Linked DNA regions of Homo sapiens: region 1 is linked to region 2. Evidence: chromatin contacts called from ENCODE Hi-C or POLR2A ChIA-PET data. All regions are on one chromosome and are shown on one strand. Each heading gives the region's core, a stretch centred on a gene start or an enhancer-like site at or near the end of the contact. The rest is flanking DNA. Distances are from core to core; before and after follow the strand shown. Region 1 has its middle 3.4 kb from the start of MIR548H5. Region 2 holds the start of MED23 (mediator complex subunit 23).

Evidence for each region. Hi-C counts contacts between places; a loop is a spot of excess contacts on that map. ChIA-PET counts read pairs that join two places held with the same protein, here RNA polymerase II (POLR2A). Pooled maps may share reads with other maps.
Region 1: a loop to region 2 is called in a pooled map, with 7 times the contacts of the local background. The contact joins the enhancer-like site here to the promoter of MED23 in region 2. A Hi-C loop is called at or near these places in 1 of 168 maps with a recorded cell type or tissue (lower leg skin) and 6 of 50 pooled maps. POLR2A ChIA-PET finds 5 or more read pairs at or near these places in 1 of 52 experiments (B cell).

The regions. Positions count from the first base shown.
Region 1 is chr6:131,786,200-131,791,349 of GRCh38, reverse strand. No RefSeq gene overlaps it. Among named protein-coding and RNA genes, the nearest start is that of MIR548H5, 3.4 kb to the left of the region's middle. Within about 2 kb of position 2,834, at least 4 of the 41 ENCODE cell types and tissues checked have a DNase peak (open chromatin) inside an H3K27ac peak, as active enhancers do.
Region 2 is chr6:131,626,433-131,630,927 of GRCh38, reverse strand. MED23 (mediator complex subunit 23) reads left to right here and starts at 2,686. Exons shown (of 29, transcript NM_004830.4): 1 at 2,686-2,917; 2 at 3,256-3,287; 3 at 3,445-3,532. The coding sequence starts at 2,879. RefSeq lists enhancers at 2,697-2,866, 2,997-3,046.

The sequences.
Region 1 (5,150 bases), core at 1,585-4,084, 160 kb before region 2:
TGAATGGAATGGTAATTACGTACAAGTTGCAAATTTTCCATGTAGATCTAAAATCAAGTAATTCTGAGAACTTGCTATCAACAAACTGAGGATCAAATATTAAGATTGACTTTATTATAGCATAAAAACATTAAATATAAAGAAATCTCCCATACTATTTGGATTCTCATACTTTTTCTTTAGAAAGTGTTTAAACTGCAGCCGGACGCAGTGGCTCATGCCTGTAATCCCAGCACTATGGGAGGCCGAGGCAGGCGGATCACGAGGTCAGAAGATTGAGACCTTCCTGGCTAACACAGTGAAACCCCATCTCTACTAAAAGTACAAAAAAATTAGCTGGGCATGGTGGCGGGTGCCTGTAGTCCCAGCTGCTGGGGAGGCTGAGGCAGGAGAATGGTGTGAAACCGGGAGGCAGGGCTTGCAGTGAGCCAAGATGGTGCCACTGCACTCCAGCCTGGGTGACAGAGCAAGACTCTGTCTCAAAAAAAAAAAAAAAAAAAGAAACGAAGTGTTTAAACTGCAATAATTTTATTAAAATATATTCAAATTAAAATGAAATTTGAAGATTGAAAAATGTTTCAATAACTTTGTTTACTATTGGTAATGTATTTCCTGACTAGGAAAAAAATGAACATTAAAAATTAACTCTTTTAGTAAATCGATTTAGAAAATCAAGGCAAAAAAATATATATACGTATAAATACATATATGTGTACATGTACACATATATATGTACATGTACATATATATGTGTACATGTACATATATGTGTGTCCATATATGTGTATGTGTACATATATGTGTCCATATATGTGTATGTGTACATATATGTGTCCATATATGTGTATGTGTACATATATGTGTGTACATATATGTGTATGTGTATGTGTACATATATATGTGTACCTATATGTGTATATATGTGTACATATATATGTGTATATATACGTATATATGTGTACATATATATGTGTATATATACGTATATATGTGTACATATATATGTGTATATATACGTATATATGTGTACATATATATGTGTATATATACGTATATATGTGTACATATATATGTGTATATATACGTATATGTGTACATATATATGTGTATATATACGTATATATGTACTGGAGTGCAGTGGCGCAATCTCCACTCACTGCAACCTCTGTCTCCTGGGTTCAAGCAATTCTCCTGCCTCAGCCTCCTGAGTAGCTGGGATTATAGGCATGTGCCACCATGCTCAGCTAATTTTTGTATTTTTAGTAAAGACAGGGTTTCACTAGGTTGGCCAGGCTGGTCTCAAACTCCTGACCTCAGGTCATCCACCTGCCTTGGCCTCCCAAAGTGCCAGGATTACAGGCATGAGCCACTGTGCCCGGCCGACTTCCAGTTTCTGAAAGCATAATCACATCTTCCACAAACTGGAACACTCAACAAATTGATCTGATCAGGAATGGGAACTAACAATAATGATAGCTATCATTTTATTAAGTGCCACCATGTGGTAACCATGGTGCTGGGAACTTTAGCCATTCATTTATTTTTCACCTCTTTGTTCATTGATTTTTTAAGAAAATTCATTTATTCACCAAATATTTAACAGAGTTCTTACAATGAGGCAAGCATTATTCTAGGCACAGTACCCAAGAGTAAGAGAACATCAGGCTCCTCAAGTTTAGTCTAGTGAAGAGACATAGATATGAATCAAATGAAGTGCAGAGAATTATAATTGTAAAAGTTGTAATAAATACTCTGGTGAAAAAGGACCAGGGGCAAGGAGAACATATAACTGGATGTATGTAGCTGAACCAATCTGTAGCAGGAGTAGGATGTGGTCAAAGAAGTGTTCCCTGAGAAAGTGATGCTTGAACCAAGATTTGAGTGAAAAGTAGGGCTTAGAACTAAAGGAAGTGGAAATAAGACCACAGACCTAGATAATTTTGAAACATGAATTTTGGTGGTCGTGTAAAATGTGTATATAGGAGGAAATGAGACAGATTGGCCATGAGTCACCAACTGAAGACTATTCATACATCAGTTCTTAAGCCACCAATTTTATGGGTTCCCTTTTATAGATGAGAATAATTCAAGGTCCCTCAACACTGCCAGATACAGTTTTATAAATCAGAGAGGAGGAAGGCATTTGAACTCATAAGTAAACCAACTTCAAAGGGCTAATAAATGAAAATATACACTTGAAAAGTGATTTGGGTATTTGCATTTGAAAATTAGGGAGAGAAGCAGTAAATTAAGTCATATACATTTGAAAATAAATTCAAATATATATTTTGAAACAGTGGAAGTTGCAGCAAATTTTAAAAGTTATACATTTGAAAGGAGATTGGAAAAGAAAGCAAGACACAGAATGATTTTGAGGAAGGAAATCAGTAAAGATATTTTTTGTTTTGATTTAACTTCAGTTCTGAGATACTGTAAGTAGCAAGTATTCTATTGAGGGCTGTAATAGGGAAATGAATGTCTTTTGTTTTTTCTCCTCAAACATAAAAAGTTGAACTTGTGTAGACATTTCATAGGAATAAGTTCTGTGCAAATGGAAAAAGTGAAATATAAAGATGCATTTTGATTATTTTTACACTTTCTTCAGAATAGAGATATTTGAATCTTGTGAATCACAAACTGTAAAAGGCAGCAAGTTTTTATTTTAGTAAATTATTATGTATCTTTGAAAACGGGGATGGAAACTCTGTAGGTCACAATGTGAGGCTGTTATCAGTCTGTCCACAAGGAAGCAGTAAGCTCCTCAGCTCAGAGTTAAGGCTGCCACAAGAGATGAATGGGCAGCTCAGCTCTCCAGCAGTTGCTGTATTATAAACACAGTGAAATAATCACAGAGACAAAAAGGACTTTAAGGATTCACTCAAGTATGCTCTTTGGCAGTAAGCTGTGACTAGGGCCCACTGGGAAACAGCTGCTGATGACAGCCCAGTCTGGCAGCCCCTGCGAGAGGTGGAGTTGCTTTTGCGGAGCAAATTTGGGCTTCAAGCTAATCATGATTCAAGCGGGCATTGAAAAAAACAATCACAGGTGCCTCATAGAGAGCCTTGTTGCCATGCGACTCTATTATGTCAAGAAAATAAATAATGATAAATAATAAGATCATACCAGCTGCCACTTATTGGACATTTAAAATATGCTAGGCACTGAGCTATGTGATTGCAGATTGTCTCCACTTGGGACTACTTCACTTGGGCTGACAAAACAGAACCACCTAGAGAGCTGTGCCTCCATCAGTCCTCTGCCTGAGGCAGGGATCACCATCTCTTTTCATGAGAAACCTAAAAGGTTTCCAGTCCTTTCGTTACAGTCCATTTTACCAATGAACTACATTTTAAACCAATGCCCTTTGTATAGAGTTGGATATGAGGTTGTTTCCAATCTTGTAACTCCTAAGAATGTTACAGAGAATATCTTTGCACATACCGTATTTCCCAGTGTGACTACATCTGTAGGATTCACACTTACAAGTGAAAATGCTGGGTCACTTTTTTAAGTCTCTAAAGATCCTTGCAAATAGTCCTCTACGTAGGGTGAATGGATTTACTCTCCCACAAGCAATGCATGACAGATCCTGTCCCACCCCCACAACTTCTCAATATATAGTGATGACAATAATAGCAGCCACATGTTGGTATCTACTACTTTCTAGGCGCTATTCTAAATGATTTATATACATTAAGTCACTTAATCCTCACAGAACTCTAAGAGATAAGTACTATTATTTCATTACCACTTTATAGATGAGGAAACTGAGGCAAATAGAGATTAATACATTTGCCCAAGGTGACACAACTAGTCACGCAGGCAGGCTTTTAATTTAGGGTTCGTGCTTTTAAATCTATGGTTATACTGCTCAAGTTTTATTTTTGCAATCTGATGGATGAAAAGAGGGTACCTCATTGAAGGGTCTATTTGTATTTCTCAGATAATAAGATTGACATTCTTTATGTAATGATTTGCTCTGCCCCCTTCTGGGAATTGGCCATTCCTTTTTGTTTGTTCATTTTTCTACCAGGCTCCTGGGCTTTTACTTATTGACTCATCATACAGTCAAGGCCTTTTGATTTTACTCATGACTTTTGCTCCTAAGTGTTTATTTTTTCTATGCAATATTTTGTTTTTATGTAGTCACATTTATTGATCTTTTCTGGTTTCAGGTTTTTATGTCATACTTAAAATTCTTTCTTCTAAGTTGTTTGTCATTTTTAATTCTAGATATGGGTTTTATTTTACAAACAGCTACCTATTTTTTCTAAAACCATCTGTTGAATATCTTTTTCCTACCTGTTCCAGTCATCACAGCTGCATAACAAACCACCCCAAAATTAGTGGCATAACTGAAAAACCATTAGATAGTCGCATGCCACATAATGGTGTTTTGGTGGATGATGGACCACATATCCAACAGTTGTCCTAGAAGATTATAATGCCCTGTTTTCACTGTACATTTTCTAAGTTTGGATACTCAAATATTTGCCATTATGTTACAGTTGCCTACAGTATTCTGTACACTAACATGCTGTATAGGTTTGTACACACCTAGGTGTGTAATAGGTTGTGCCATCTAGATTTGTGTAAGTACACTCTATGATGTTCGCACAACAATGAAATCACCTAAAGACCCATTTCTCTGAATATCCCCATCATTAAGCAGCACATGATTGTATTATGCTCACAAGTTCTGTGGGTCAGGAATTTAGAAGTGTCACAGCAGGTAAGGCTGTCTCTACTCCACGATATCTGGAGTCCTCAGCTGGGAATACTTGAGGGCTGGGGTGATGGGGATGGAATTATCTGAAGACTTTCTCACTCATTGGTTGATACAGGCTATTACCTAAGACCTGAGCTGGGGCTATCAGCCACAATGCTTATTTGTGGTCTCTCTATGTGTCTGCTTGGGCTTCCTCAAAACATGGTGCCTGGGTTCACTTCCTCCCAAGAGTCAAGTGATAGGTACCACATTTAGACCTAGCCTCTAAAGTCACATAGTGTCACCTCCACATTTGTCACAAAGCCCATGCAAAGTCAAGAAAATGAAACACAAAGTTAACTTGTAGGAGTGAGAAGTGTCAAAATCAGATCATACAAAGAAAATTGCAAGCATCTTTGGAAAATATTATATATTTCTTTTA
Region 2 (4,495 bases), core at 1,437-3,936:
TTCATTTTGAAACTCAGAAATCTTTGGATTTCCAAACATTTTCCAGGTTTTCATAGGCTCTTCTCATTTTTAGTGTACTCATGAGGGCCTCATTTATGACTCAAATTCTAGAGATGTCTCCAGAAGAGACATTATAAAACAACCATGCTGCCTGGGCTCTCCGAGGTAGAGCTCAGTGTCACAGTGCTCCCACGGTGCCCATCCATGAAGCAGAAGGTACAGGCCACGTACTGTTTACATCTCTGAAACCTGGCATGAACCAAGTTATTTCCCCAAACCTTTAAACTCCTCTCTGCCGTGTCAACTCCGTGGTGGCAGGAACTAGGTCAGTTTGAGCTTACAGTCTTGTTCTAGTGTCTAGCACAGTGGCCAACACCTAGAAGACATTCAATGAACACTTGCTGAATAAATTTTGTAACGGTTTCAGAAATAACATTAGAAGTATAAGCTACCACATACATAAATGTCCAGTGAACCCAACTGTTATAAATTATAATAACTTTACTAGGTATAACTTTGTAGGTGTTCCAAATCTTTCTCTACATCCAGCATTCCAGAAATAGCTATTACCTCAGAGGAAGTCTTGTCCATAAAATAAAGGCACTTCAGATGTTTTTATTCTACCCAAAGTAATGAATAATGACTGAGCACCACCAAGTACCAGACTTTATGCCAGGTGTTAGGAAATGCAGGCATGTTTAATTTCTGTATCTACTCTAAAGAGCTTTAGTCTAGTTGAAGAAGTAGACATTTTAAACCATAATATAGTGTAATCTGTGCAATACTAGTAGTGCTAATAAAGTGCCAGGAGGAAAGAGGAAGAAATACAAATTTTTCTACAGAAAGGGATTTAGAAAGATATCTACGTGAGTTTGCTCAGACTGCTGTGAATAGCATACTATAAACTGGGGTGATTCGAGTCTCAGCAAACTGAACGCTGAGAACTCAGGCTTCTTGTTCCTTTTGGCTGCAAGAAGGTTGGCAGCCAGTCAGAACTTTACCCACTTGTAAGAGATCAGGCTTCTTGTTCCTTTTGGCTGCAAGAAGGTTGGCAGCCAGTCAGAACTTTACCCACTTGTAAGAGATTAGATGTATCTTCCTTGGTGATTCAGACCAGCCTAAGGGGAAAGACCTGATGATACCAACTTTGGGGATTCTCCAAGAAACAATGTCCCCAGAACACACTATAAAGATGCTCAAAGTTGATAAGCCCTGCCCAGCTGCTCAGAGTTTCCAGTTGGCTCTTTAGTCCCCCACTCTAAATCCTGATAGGACAAGGATGGAACAAGAAGCCTGAATTCTCAGCTTTCAGTTTGCTCAGACTCAAATTACCCCCCAGTTTATAGTATGCTGTTCACAGCAATCTAAGCAAACTCCCCTAGGTATCTTTCTAAATTCCTTTCTGTAGAAAAATTTGTATTTCCTCCTTTTCTCCCTGGCACTTTATTAGCATCACTAGTATTGCACATATCACACTCTATTATGGTTTAAAATGTCTATGTCTTCAACTAAGCTAAAGCTCTTTAGAGTAGATACATGGGCCCTAACCTGACTGATGTCCTTCTAGGAAGAGAAAATTACGACACAGACATGTACAAAGGGAAGACCATGTGAAGACACAAGGAGAAGAAGGTCATCTACAAGCCAAGGACAGAGGCCTCTATAGAAACTAACCCTATCAACCTCAACCTCAGACTTCCAGCCTCCAGAATTACAAGAAAAGAAATTTCTGTTGTTTAAGCCACCCAGTCTGTGGTATTTTGTTATGGCAACCCTAGCAAACAATACCCTAAGCCTAACTTTTCAAGTTTTTCTCCAGCAGGAAATCTGAATTATTTCTTTTCAGCTTTTAGTAGCTATTGTGTGGACAACATGGTTGCATGTGCATATTAAAGTTGTTAGAAAACTAAATTTATGCCAGGTCAGACACTTGTATAACAAAACCATGAATGGGGAGTCATCAGCTCATCACTTAGCAGCTACAAAGGAGTAGTTCATGCTTAGCAGTTTGTGGCATTTCACAACCGTCAAAGAAGTGAAAGGCCTTTGGATGTCTATGACTCTCATCAACAATTTTCTTTATGAGGCAAAGAAAGCTGATCATTCAAGACATAACAGATGTTTTAGGGGTTGGTGATGATGGTGGCATATGAAGAAAAACACATACTCTCAACAATATAATAGCAAATAGAATCTAGCAATATATTAAAAAGGATAATATATTATGACCAAGTAGCATTTATACCATAGAAGCAAAATTGGTTTGGCATTCAAAAGTCAATCAATTACATTTGCACTGAGGTTATCATAGCTGAGAAGACACCGTCTCTGTGGCTTCAGCTCCTGGCTGCAGGCCGCTGATGGAGGTCCAGAAGGTCAGCTGCTCACAGACATCAACTTGGTGTCGGCTGCGGCTCCAGCATTTTCCGCAGGCTGCAGCTTCTGGGTTCCAAACTTTTCATTTCTCAGTCTGCAAGCGGGTTAGCCCCGAACAGGAAGCAACTCCTTCTCCAGCCGGGAGGTGGCGGCCTGCGGTCGACGATGCCTCCGGGGTCCTTGGGCTCAAGGTTCCGTTTGGGGGCGCTCTCGTCCGGCTTGCGGGCCGCCCTTCTCCACAGACGGAACCTTCTGGTGGCGCCGCTGGTTTCTGCGGGGTTTGCAAACGGCGCGTACCGGGCCCTTCCCGTCTTCCGTACAGGTTCCTGCTGTTGGCTGGGCTCGGGAGGGAACGCTCCAGGTAAAGCGCTGGGGGAGGAAGCGACGCCGAGGAGCTACGGTTTCCTCCAGAGGTCTCCGCCCCTCTGCCCCTATATTCCCAGAGCTCGAGTCTGATCCGGGCCTTGCCGGGCACCCTGGAAAGGCGGGGGTGATAGTACAGATGGAGACGCAACTGCAGAGCATTTTCGAAGAGGTGGTGGTGAGTGCAGCTGCCGGCCATCCAGGACTACGGCTTGGGGACGGGGAGACGCGGGGGCAGCCGACCAAGGAAACTGGCCTGGGCAACCTCCTCTCACGCCTCCCTTTTTATTCCCTTGTTTTGACACCGAGGTTGTATGCGGGGAAGTTTAGTGATTCTCAAACTGCTGTCAAGTTCATTGTATCCTTTGAAATCGATACAGTGACAGGCCAGACAGGTATTGATAGTTTCAGAGCTGATTAAGGTGACTTGCCCTGTGTTACATTGTAATACTTGGCTAAGGGAGGCGCCTTTTTAAAATTAACATTGTTTACATTTTGTTTTTTTTTTTTTTACAGAAAACGGAAGTTATAGAAGAGGCTTTTCCTGGGTGAGTGTATGCGTGGCAGAGTTTTGTGTTTTTATGTGATTGTGTCTGTCAGATTTTACTTAGTTTCGTGTTGGAAGGTTATAAGATCCACTATTCTGATTGTGTGTAATTACCTTTTTAAAACGAATGACAAATAATGTAATTTTTATTTTTTTAGCATGTTTATGGATACTCCTGAAGATGAGAAAACAAAACTAATTAGCTGTTTGGGGGCCTTCAGACAGTTTTGGGGTGGTCTTTCTCAGGTGAGCGCTTCATTTTTAATACATTCAGCTGATGATTTTTGGCCTCTTCTTTTTTTTTTTTTTTTTCTTTTAACATTTACTTTCATGCTGCTCTTAAGATCTTCCTGAGAAGGGAGAAATAAAATTGTTATCATTTTTTATTCTGGCTTCCATTTGTTTTAATTTGTATATTTCAGTGGAAAACCTGTGTTGAGAAGTCAAGTTGATACTGCACAGTGTGAGATGTTTAAAAAAAAAAACCTCCCCTATGTTAGATTAATTGAGATCATTTTCATCCTATTCGGATTTATTTGGTACACTTGAAAACAGATATGTTAAGCTTTACTTGTCAAGGATACAAATTCCATTTTTCTGCTAAATAAAGGAATTGGCACAGCATTGATACAAAGATGCTACAATAGGAATACCAAGATTCTATAATAAGGATAGGAAAATATTATAGTAAAAATGAGGAGACAAACTGTAAAAGTAACAAAGAACAGCTACCAGAAAATGTATCCGTGAAAAAGACAAAAATGTGTCATCCTCGAAGAGCTCACATTGCAGTAGTGCCTTACCTTCTCATGGTACACTATAGGTAGGGAAATGAGAACTGTTTGCGTGTCAGCCACTGGTGATAAGATTTGCCACTCAGACATGGATCATATAATGCCAATACAGTCATGTTTTAACCTTTTTGTTTAGTTGTTTTCTAATAGGTAATACATTTATATGGTTCAAAATGCACAGGTATAAAAGGGTGGATCCAATAACTAGTCTCTTTCTCTTCTCTTACCTGTTATTTTTTCTGTCTGTAGCCAATATCCTCAGGTTATGTTTTCTTCTAGAAGTATTTTATGCATATAGAAACACTTTTATAGCATGATCATATACCATGTACACTGTTCATTAATTAGCACTTTTTTTCTCCTAATAATAATCTACAGGTAATTCCCTATCAGTCCAAGCGTTACTTGTTCCTTC